Regions from separate parts of the Homo sapiens genome. Here region 2 is linked to region 1. A link is a loop called in an ENCODE intact Hi-C map of the cell type or tissue named here. Cell type or tissue: PC-9. All regions are shown on one strand. Each heading gives the region's core, and the rest is flanking DNA. Links, peaks and the distances in the headings are about the cores only.

Region 1 (5,367 bases), core at 289-5,288:
CTTCACGTGTTAAGACAATATCTCCTTTCACATATGAATTGACCAAATTCTAATGAGCTTAAGAGATTTGTCCAACACCGCTATAGCATTTTGGCATCAGAACTGTTACTCAAGTCTCCCATTTTTATTATTATATTATTTATGGTTACAAACCAAAATATCCTCTAGGGTCATCAGTGAAATGGAAGGGATGTAAGACCATAGGTGATGGAGGGGGCTGTGACAAACTGAAGGACTCATGCCTCATTTGAGGGGAGCATCCGATATTCAGACCTAGCCAATTGTTGCCATAGAACGGGGTCCAGTGTTGCCAGATCTTCTTTTTTTCAAAAGAAAAATAAACCCATAAGTTTATGTGAAATATTCTGGATTTTAATACTAGCAAAATAAAATGTATTTGATGTAATATACTGGGCATCCTAAACAAAATACTCATATACTAGGCATGGACTCTAAGGCCCCAGTGTGCCATCTCCACACTGCACTGAGCTGCTTCTTTCTACACAACCCAGACCTATGGAGAGACCTTCCCTTGTTCCAACAACCAGCACTCAGGCAATCCTGTAATCCCCCTGTAGTTGAGAATTGAAAAATTCAATAAAACACAATTGCCTTTTAAGAGAGACACTCAGCTCTCCAATTGCTTTAGAATCGATCGACCCCCCACTGCATTAAGTTCAGCTCCCACACAGGCTATGGTAACTCTTATGATCTCACATAACAGAAAACAAAACTCTGCAAAAGTGGAAGAACAATTTTTTTTCCAGGAGATAACAAAGTACCACTTATACAAAGAAAGAAGACTGGATCTTATTTCTGGAGAAAAATGGCACCAAAGTTTCTACTTTCCTCCCCACTGTTACAACTAATCAGTGTATGACAACAGAGAGACTCGCCTAGCATTAGACTCAGAGGAGTTTGGTTTGCAGTCTGGCCCTTGCTCTTGAAGCTCCATGATCTCAAGTAAGTAGAACCTGTTGAGAGCCTCAGTGTTCTCATGGATAAAATAAGAAGAAAGTCTACCTCCTCCCAGGGCTGCAGTGAGGAAGGGACCAGGGAAGAGGCAGGTAGAAGGGCTTTGCCACCTGTCATATACCACACCAGTGTTAAGAGTTGACAATAAGTGGGGCTAACTGAACTTCGTTATTCCTGTGAACCTATTCTAGGTAGGAATGCCTGGCCCTGAATTCCTCTTCTGGACTTGAATGTGGTCCAGTGGAATTGCAAAGTCAGGATGAGAATTAATTTCTCATCATAGAGAAGAGAAATCCTATTTTTGTACTCTAGAGCCTATTTATCTAATTTTTACCCCCTCACTCTCTTCTGATATGGTTTGGCTGTATCCCCACCCAAATCTCAGCTTGAATTGTAGTTCCCATAATCCGCACGTGTCATGGGAGGAACTTGGTGGCAGGCAATTGAATCATGGGGGCAGTTACCCCCATGCTGCTGTTCTCATGATATTGAGTGAGTTTTCATGAGATCTGATGGTTTTATAAGGATCTTTTCCCCCTTTTTTGCTCATTCTTCTCCTTCCTGCCACCACATGAAGAAAGGCGTGTTTGCTTCCTCTTCCACCATGATTGTAAGTTTCCTGAGGCCTCCCCGGCCCTGCAGAACTGTAAGTCAATTAAGCCTCTTTTCTTTATAAATTACCCAGTCTTGGGAAGTTCTTTATAGCAGCATGAGAACAGACTAATACACTTTCTTATTCAAATATCAAGAAAGAGTCATAGGTTTTCCCCATTACTGATTCCCATCAATTTCTCTATAACTTCTCGAGAGCACCACTTGATGTCTACTAGGCTCTTACAGGTACCATTCTCTGCACTTACTTGTATTTATTCATTTGATTCTTACATCTAAACAACTGGTCTAAAACCCACTGCTAGAAAGTAATAAAGTCGGGATTTGAATTCTGTTCCTCTGGCTTCAGACCCTGAGCATTTAGCCACAATAATACATTATTTCCCCCTCCATGCACTGGAATCTGCTTTTGCATCTACCATTTGTTCATTCATTCACTCTTTTGACAATTCTAGACTGAGTGTCTACAATACGCCATACCCTCGTGAAGCTTATATTCCAAAGGAAAGAAAAAATGAATAAATTAAATAAGTTAAATATATATATACAGTAGGCAAGCTAGTAATCAATGCTAAGGATAAAAAAATTAAACAGGTAAGAGAGCTATGATAGCATGGGCAGGAGACTAGTCCAACAGTTGGAATGTGGGATCTACAGGCAGTTATAACAGTCAGGGGCTCAGCACCAGGCACAGAGTGCATACAAACCAAGGGAACATGGCAGACTTGTAGGAAAGAGACCCAACCAGTATTAAGCCCTGACTTTGTGCCAAACACAACATGTACAACATAAGTTGTCTCATTTGCCTTCTATCTTATTCACCTATGGTATCATTATATCAACTTAACAAGCCAGAATTTTTAATAACTTTGTTATTAATACTAACATGTACCAGGCCAAGTTCTTAGCACTTTGCATATATCTTATTTGAGCCTCTGAGGAAGGTATTGTTATCCTTTCTCATCAAAAATGAAATGAAGATAAGGGAGTTTACTGAGTTTACTCAAGGTTACCCAGCCAGCAAGTGGCAGGGACAGGATTCAAACACAAGCAGGGTTTCAAACCCAAATGTCTTGCTTCTAAACTAAATAACCTGCTGTATAGAGGTCAGTAAACAAGGATCCCAGCTGGAAAGCAGTGTCAAGAACATGGCAGCAGGTGGCAGCAAATGTATTAGTCTGCCGGGGCTGCTATAACAAACCACAGAATGGATGGCTTAAACCACAGAAATGTATTTCTCACTGTTCTGGAAGTCCAAAATGAAGGTGTCTGCGGGTTTGCTTTCTTTGAGACCTCTCTCCTTGGCTTACAGACAGCTGCCTTCTCACAGGGTCGTCACACAGCCTTTCCTCAGCACATGCGCCCCCGGGTGTCATTCTCTCCTCTTATAACAGCATAACAGCACTAATCATATTGTTCTTTGTTGTTGTTATTTTTTTTTAGACTGAGTCTTGCTCTGCTGCCCAGGCTGGAGTGCAGTGGTGTGATCTCTGCTCACTGTAACCTCCACCTCCTCCCAGGTTCAAGCAATTATCCTGCCTCACCCTCCCAAGTAGCTGGGTAATTTTTTAGCCTCACTAATTTTTGTATTTTTAATAGAGACAGGTTTCACCATGTTGGCCAGGCTGGTCTTGATCTCTTGACCTCAAGCGATCTGCCCACCTCCACCTCCCAAAGTGCTGGGAGTACAGGTGTGAGCCACCGCACCCAGCCAGCACCAGTCATATTGGATTAGGGCCCCATACTTATGACCTCCTTTAACTTTAATTACCCCTTTAAGGCATTGTCTCCAAATAAAGTCACACTGGGGGTTAGGGCTTCATCATATGAATTTTAGGGGGACAGAATTCAGTCTATAACAGCAGGTAACAGAACTCCAGTTCCTTCGGGAAGAGGAATGAGATGATTGAGAAAATGGAAGTCAAGATGCAACCTTATTATAACTAGAGTACCAGTTCTGGCCAGTGGGAAAGTGGAGATGATGGAGTAGGGGTGTGAGATGAGAGTGAGCAGCAGGCTTGCCCTGAGTCACCTACTGTATGATCGAGAGCGCCTTCAGTGTGCTGAGGCTGGAGGTTATGCCCTCGGTGTCTTACCCTGCAGTCCTGCAGTAGGAGGCAGGGGTGTGGGCACCAGAGCTACTGGGCAGAGAACGAAGAAAGTCATTTCACTGCTGTAGGAGCAGCCAGCTCATGGCTTCTCTCTAAAACTGGTGTACAATTTACAAAAAACAAAAAAAAAAATCAACCCCATAAAAAAGTGAGCAAGGACATGAACAGACAGTTTTCAAAAGAAGACATACAGACATACATGTGGCCAACAATCATATGAAAAAACAGCTCAACATCACCGATCACTAGAGAAATGCAAATGAAACCACAATGAGATACCATCTCACACCAGTCAGAATGGCAATTATTTAAAAAGTCAAAAAATAACAGATGCTGGCGAGGTTGTGGAGAAAAAGGAATGCTTATACAATGGTGGTAGAAGTGCAAATTAGTTCAACCATTGTGGTAAACAGTGTGGCAATTCCTCAAAGACCTAAAGTCAGAAATCCCATTCAACTCAGCAATCTCATTACTGGATTTATATGCAAAGGAATATAAATCATTCTATTATAAAGACGCATGCACACATATGTTCATTGTAGCACTATTCACAATAGCAAAGACATACTCTCAACCTAAATGCCCATCAATAATAGACTGGATACAGAAAATGTGGTACATATATACCATGGAATACTATGAAGCCATAAAAAAGAATGAGGTCATGTCCTTTCCAGAGACATGGATGGAGCTGGGGGCCATTATCCTCACCAAACTAACACAGGAACAGAAAACCAAATACCACATGTTCTCACTTACAAATGGAAGCTAAATGGTGAGAACACACGGACACATATAAGGGAACAATAAACTCTGGGGCCTTTTGGAGGGTAGAGGGTGGAAGAAGGAAGAGGATCAAGAAAATCAACTAATGGTTACTAGGCTTAATACCTGGGTGATGAAATAATCTGTACAACAAACCCCCATGACACAAGTTTACCTATGTAACAAACCTGCACTTGTACCCCTGAACTTAAAAGTTAATAAAGAAATAAATAAACTGGTGTGCCTATTCCCATCATTAATGAGCTCTACTTATTCTCTATACATCAGCACCATCCTCTATAACTTGTGTGCATGAGTGTATATGTATCTATCCATCTGGGAGTGGTAAGCAGAAAGAAAGAAAGAGAGAGAGGTAAATTATGTTAAAGAAAGAGAGGAGGAGAGAGAATAAAAATGAGAATCACAAGGGGAGGGAGGGAGAGAAGGGGGCATCCAGGGAATGAAGATCTATGGGGTTGGACCCCATGCAGAGACCCTTATCCTTGTATAGTCGTCAGGTGCCTGGCAACTGAGGAATCCAGGAGGCTCTATAAGCAAGGCTGATTTTCTTGTCTGTGGGCCTGAGGATATCTAATTTATAAAGAGTCTAGACCAGAGTTTCCCAACCACTCTGCCTACCTTAAAGCAGCCAGGCTGGATCTGAGCAGCCAAAGTCCTGAAGCATCTACCAGGATGCCAAACAAATGTTAATTCTATTCATGGAATAGATAGGCCATGGAAAAGGTTAGGGAGCACTGCTGCAGACCAGAACTTCCCAAATGTGTGAAAAGAGGGCTCCACAGTCACTTTAGAAAATGCTGTGTATTGTATACCACTTTGTGAATATACTCACAAAATGCAGCAGCATAATAAAGGCTCTGAGAAGCTCTCAGTTTAGGGAACA
Region 2 (5,322 bases), core at 1-5,000, 190 kb after region 1:
CCTCCACTTTCCAAACAGCCGGTCAGGTTCATGTCTCTCAAGCTCAGGCCACCTGACCAGCCCATCTGTCCCACGGCACTCTCCCTGGCCTCGCTCGAGCCCCCAGAACCCACACAGCTGGACACTTCCAAGTTCCTGAGACCCAGCTGGTCAGTCCAGTCCACCGAGCCAGCTGTGGTCTTCCCAGGAGGCACAAAGTGACCACCTTCCATCTTGCTAGAAGGGCTAAAGCCAGCACCACTCACTCTGTCGTTGCCAATGATGCCAAACTGATAGCTCCTCTCACTGGCCTCGATGCAGAAGTCCCGGCTCCAGTCCTGCTGCCCTGGGCTAAATGCTGCCTCTCGCTGGGGGCCAACACTGAGGCTAAACTCACCGACCCAGCCTCGCTTTCCCATCTCCCCATCTTCCAGGTCAGCACTGCCAGGGCCCTGAGCCCCTGCCTGCTGTCTCTCCTGATGCCCTCCCACCTCCTGGCTAGCATCACTGTTTTGCCAGCTGCTCTGGTCTCTCTGCCCGAGTGCCCCATCCGGCACGTGGGCAGTGCTAGGACTGAACAAGCCCCCGGATCCTCTCTCTCCTGGCCGGCCAGCATCCCTGCTGCCCTCTCCAAGGCTGTCTTCCACACTTGGAATCTTCTTCTCAAATTCCTCATCCTGTTGCTGGGCTTCCTCGGGGCTGAACCCAGAGCTCAGGGGTCTCGTTCCAAAGCTTCTGTCCTGGGCGTCAAGGGTCCTGGAGCTGCCACCACTGCTGTAGTCCCTTATCCAAGCGCTCTTCCCAAACTCCTGTTCCTGTGGCTCCGCAGCCCGGCTGCCATAGGTGCCGAGTGACACATCTCTCTTCTGAAACTCCCAGTCCTGCTCATCGGCATCCTGGCTGCTGTACCTACCATGGTGGTCCCTCTTCCCCAAATCTTGGCCCTGCTCGTTGGCATCTTGGCTGGCATAAGCACCCAGAGAATCTCTCTTCCCAAATTCCCAGTCCCCAAGGCTTACATCTCGACTACTGTAGGTACCCAGTGAATCTCTCTTTCCGAATTCCTGGTCCTGGAGTTCTGCATCCCGGCTGGAGTAAGTGCCCTGGGAATCCCTCTTTCTGAACTCCCAGTCCTGAACATCTGCCTCCTGGCTCCGCTGAGTGCCAAGCTGGGCTGGCTTTCCAACTACCCGGTCCTGGGCTGTGAGCACCCCTGGGGCAGACACTTTACTCTGGTCTTGGCTGCTGCTGGCCTCCATCTCCTCCTGGCCGATGCCACACCTGCTGGCCCACTCCCTGGTGCTCCCTTCCCCTGCTCCTTGCCCATACTTGCTGGTCCAGTCCCTCTCTCCGAGACCTGGGTCTCCTCTAGGGCTTGCACCCCCAAGGCCATAGTCCTGAGAAGCACCTTGACACCAGCTGGAAGGACTGAAACTGCTGGGCTGTGGGTCTCCTGTGATCCCAAATTCACTCTGCAGATCTTTCTGGGACCAGCCAAGGAGTCCCTGGGAATAAGAAAAAAAAACAGACAAAGAAACAACGATTAGATTCCATCAGGGTGGGAGTCAATCCAGCAGAGTCAGCGCTGCCTAGTGCCTGAAAGCCCCACTTTGGCAACAGAAAGCTGTGTGACCTTGAGCAAATCACTTAACCACTCTGGGTCTCAGCGTCCTCATCCTTAAACGAGGATAATTCCTATTGCATGGGGCTGGTGTGAGAGGATTAAATGAGATCATTTAGACCAAGCACTCAGCATAGTGCTTGGCATGCAGTGGGCACTCAATCGATGGTCCCATGGTCATGTTTACAACTCTTGGGCAATACTTGGCTAACAGCCAGGAGAGGAGTGGTCTTCACACAGGAATGGCAGGCAGTGCACTTTCCTTTTGATTAGGAGAGGTCAAGATTCAAAGCCTCTCTGCGACTTCCCTTGCAAGGCAAGGTTCCAACACCAATGACAGCTTTTCCAGCCCGTCCTCCCCCATGCCCCATCTGACCCCCATCCTCCTATAAGTACCCAGGCCCTTCTTCCCCAGCCAAAGTGCCGTCTGCTCAATCTTCCCCAGGAAGACCTCTCAGCCCTCACCCTGGCCCAGGAAAGACAAGAGGGGCAGCCTCTGGCACAGGGGAAAATCCCAGCCAGGGCTTCTTGCACCCCACCCCCCACCTCACGCTCCCTGACTCACCCTTGTGGGCGGGAGAGCCCTGGGCTCAGGGCTTCGGAGCCGGCCAGCCTCATCCCTCAGCGCAGCGTTGGCCAGCAGCCGCTCCAGGATAGACATGCTGGCCTCCCCATCCCCAGGCTGGGCCATGGCCCCCCGCCCCCAACCCGCCTTGGGGCTGCTGGGTGCGGCCAGCCGGGCGCAGGGATAGAGCTGGGCTGCTACCCGCGCTGGGACCTGTCCGACGGCTCTGGCGCTGGCTCTCCCTCACCCTGGCCCTGCTCCCTCCGGAGCAGCTGCAGCTTGGGCAGCCCCGCCCAGGAGCCAGTTGAGTCACCCACATCCCGGGACAGACACACCTACTACAGGAGTCAGCTTAACCCCTTCCTGCTCCTCCTTCTCCCCGCCCCGCAGCCCCCAGAGGCCCCCTGGCTCCTCCTTTCCTGCAGCCCCGCCCCTTGCAGCCCAGGCCCGGCTTGAGAAATAAATTTCGAAAGCCACCTGGCCCCCGGCCCTTAAATTCAGAGGCAGCCTGGTAGGAGAAAGGGCACTGGGCCGGGAAACGGCGCTGGCCCGGGCCCAGCCACCAACTTGCTGGATAACTGCACAAGGCTAACCTCCTCTGAGGCCCAGCTGCCTGTCTACAAAGCAGGTCTGGAGCTCAATGTTAATAACGTTTGTAAAAGCCAACACTTCTTAAGCACTTAGGATGAGCCAGGCACTATTCTTAGCACTTTAGACATTACAGCTCATTGAACCCTTGCCAACACCCTTGGAGGTAGAACTCATCTTGTTATCCACATTTTACAGATGTGGAAACTGAGGCAGAGGGCAGAAAAGTCACTCTTTTAAGGTCACACCTGGGCAAAGGAAAGCAGAGCCAGGAGATGAACCCAGGAGCCCACGCTCTAAATGGCTACACTATTTTGCCTTGAACGATATTCCCATAATGAGAGACTGAATACTCAGCACCTGCCACGCACTGTGCCGAGAGCTTTCCACCTCGATTTACCCACAATATAACTCTAAGAGGCCAATGCTACTATCAGGAAAGCACTCTGAAGCCCAGCAGTTAAGGTACGTTCTTCCCAAGACCAATCAGCTAGCGATTGCTGGAGCTGGGATAGAGCCTCACACGAAACCCCACACACACACCGTCCTGTGTGGCTCTGCAGAGCTACAATCTGCAGGTCCACAGCTGCCTTGCTCACTACCACAGCCCAAGCTCTCGACATGTAAAATCCATGTTCAAAGAATGAAGCCCACCCAAGCCCTGGCCTCTGTCCCCAGAAGTCCCATTCTCCCTATGCCCATTCTCACCTCAGAGCAGGTACTTGGGGACTGTGTGTCCTTCAGCTCAGCTCCAGCTCCCCGCCTTGCACCGCCACCACTGGGTGGTGGTGAAGCCAGGAGGTCGTCCAGCCAGCGGGAGCTGCTTTCAGGGCCTGGAGGCTCGGGGGATGCCCTACACAAGTCTTGAGCCTCTGTCCTGGCTTGGGTGGTCTCAGCCCGGGCTAGGGTCACGGCCTCCTCCTCAACAGGCAGTGCCTGTCCAGGCTCAGGGGCATCAGCAAAGAGAACACAGGGCTGGTCAGGGGCTGCTGGCTGCTCCTGCCCCAGGACTGGCTCCAGGATGGGCAAGGCTGCCTCCCTGGTAGCCAGGGGGAGAGGGGACTCCTGTCCAGCCAAGGGCTCCTGCGACTCGTATCTCTCCTCTGCCTGCTGCAAAGGTAATCCAGGTGTGCCCTCAGTTGTAGGCAGGGGCTCAAGGGGAACAGCTGGGAATTGAGGTTGACTCTCCCCATCGCCCTTCTGGGTGAGGGACATGCTTGGATCATCCCCCTGCACCCAGGAACTTCCTGACCCACTTGGAGCTGACCCAGCCCCTTGCCCCTGCTGAGACACTCCTTCTTCCCTGCTGGAAACGGCCAAGTTGCCAGCCTCAGCAGCCTCGGCGGCCTCACTGGCTTCAGTGATGGGGGAGGGAGGCGGGGAGTCCAGCCGCCACACGCCCAGACCCGAGGGCCTCGTGGGGAAGGTCCATTCGAAGGACTGTGATAAGCTCCAGTTGGACTCTGCCCCAAAGGGACGATCCAGGGCCAACTGGCTCCCCTGGCCTTGGGGCAGGGCAGCCAGCGAGCCCCCCAGCTTCTCCTGGTCCTGACTGGGTGACTGGAGCACACCTTCAGAGAATCGGCGCTGAACCAGGCTGGTGGGGCGGAGGTGTGCGTCACCCTTGGCCTCCTCCTCCCCGCCAGATGGAAACGTCCGAGTGAGATCCAGCAACTCACCCACCTCGATCAGGGGCCGGGGTGAGGTGGCAGGGGGCTGATCCAGGCTATGGGGCTCCAAGACCTCAGGGGGTGGGCTGCTGGGTCTGGGGGCCTCTGGAGCCCCCTCGGCAGGGAGCCCCGGGCTGGGGGTGTGGCGGGAGCCCTCGTCAGGCAGGGCTGCACTTGGAGCTGATGGAGTCACAGCGGGGCAGGGAGAAGCCTGGGAAGCTTCAGGAGTCTGGGCTTCCAGAAGCTGTGAGTGGCAGGGAGAACTCTTATCAGGCGGGTGAAGATGGGGAGAGCCAGGGCCTGAGCCTGAGGCTTCTGCGGGGAGGCCTGGGCTGGCAGGGCCTCCATTCTCTGAGGAGGGGGCTGGACTTGAGGGAATCCAGGGCTTGGAAATCTGCAAGAGAAAGAAAGGTCAAGATCCGTCACTCACCTCTCAGCGGGGCGGGGAGGGTCCCCTCCGACCCCACACAGACCCCAGGTCAGCTTCTCCCAGGCTGGGAGGAGGCAACTGGAACCCGAGGGGGTCCTCTTGGGATAGCTGGGAGGGGCCCCACAGACGACTCAAGGCAGGACTTCTCACAGAGCCCCCTTTAGACCTTCTTCCCCAGAATGCGCCTATCCTTATTCACAAAGCATAATTCCTTTCGTCTCAGGTGGTTGGAACCCCTCACCCACTCAACCCAAAGCTCATGTGAGGATCTCCTCAGAGGCCACAGTTCGGGGTCCATAACACCTGCTTTATAAAGGGAAAAGGAACATTGTGAATCTGGCTCTTGAAGCACCTCAGCATGTGGGAGTCGTGAGGGGAGAGAGGGTTTCGCGTCCAAGCAGGATTCGAGGTGCAGTGCAGCTACAGAGCAGCTCGGGGGAGTGGCTACAGCGTGCAGGGGGTGCCCCTC

The links. A loop is a pair of places that touch in the nucleus more often than their neighbours do. Peaks named below come from ENCODE experiments on the same cell type or tissue, not always from the same donor. Only the 100,000 strongest peaks of a DNase experiment are listed, where the experiment ranks them.
Region 2: it touches region 1 in a loop (18-fold over the local background); 1 of 110 quality-filtered maps calls a loop at or near these places.

The regions. Positions count from the first base shown.
Region 1 is chr11:57,114,036-57,119,402 of GRCh38, forward strand. The region is part of intron 6 of LOC105369309 (a long non-coding RNA gene); the gene reads right to left. Among named protein-coding and RNA genes, the nearest start is that of LRRC55, 65 kb to the right of the region's middle. In PC-9, for the core only: CTCF peaks have their summits at 2,739 (motif pointing right) and 2,948; a DNase peak (open chromatin) is centred at 2,836.
Region 2 is chr11:57,309,073-57,314,394 of GRCh38, forward strand. It overlaps TNKS1BP1 (tankyrase 1 binding protein 1), which reads right to left. Exons shown (of 12, transcript NM_033396.3): 5 at 3,462-4,817; 6 at 1-1,484. Among named protein-coding and RNA genes, the nearest start is that of TNKS1BP1, 13 kb to the right of the region's middle. RefSeq lists a silencer at 2,199-2,408. In PC-9, for the core only: no CTCF peak of the experiment used is centred there; a DNase peak (open chromatin) is centred at 2,459; H3K4me3 peaks cover 1,654 bases; H3K27ac peaks cover 2,347 bases.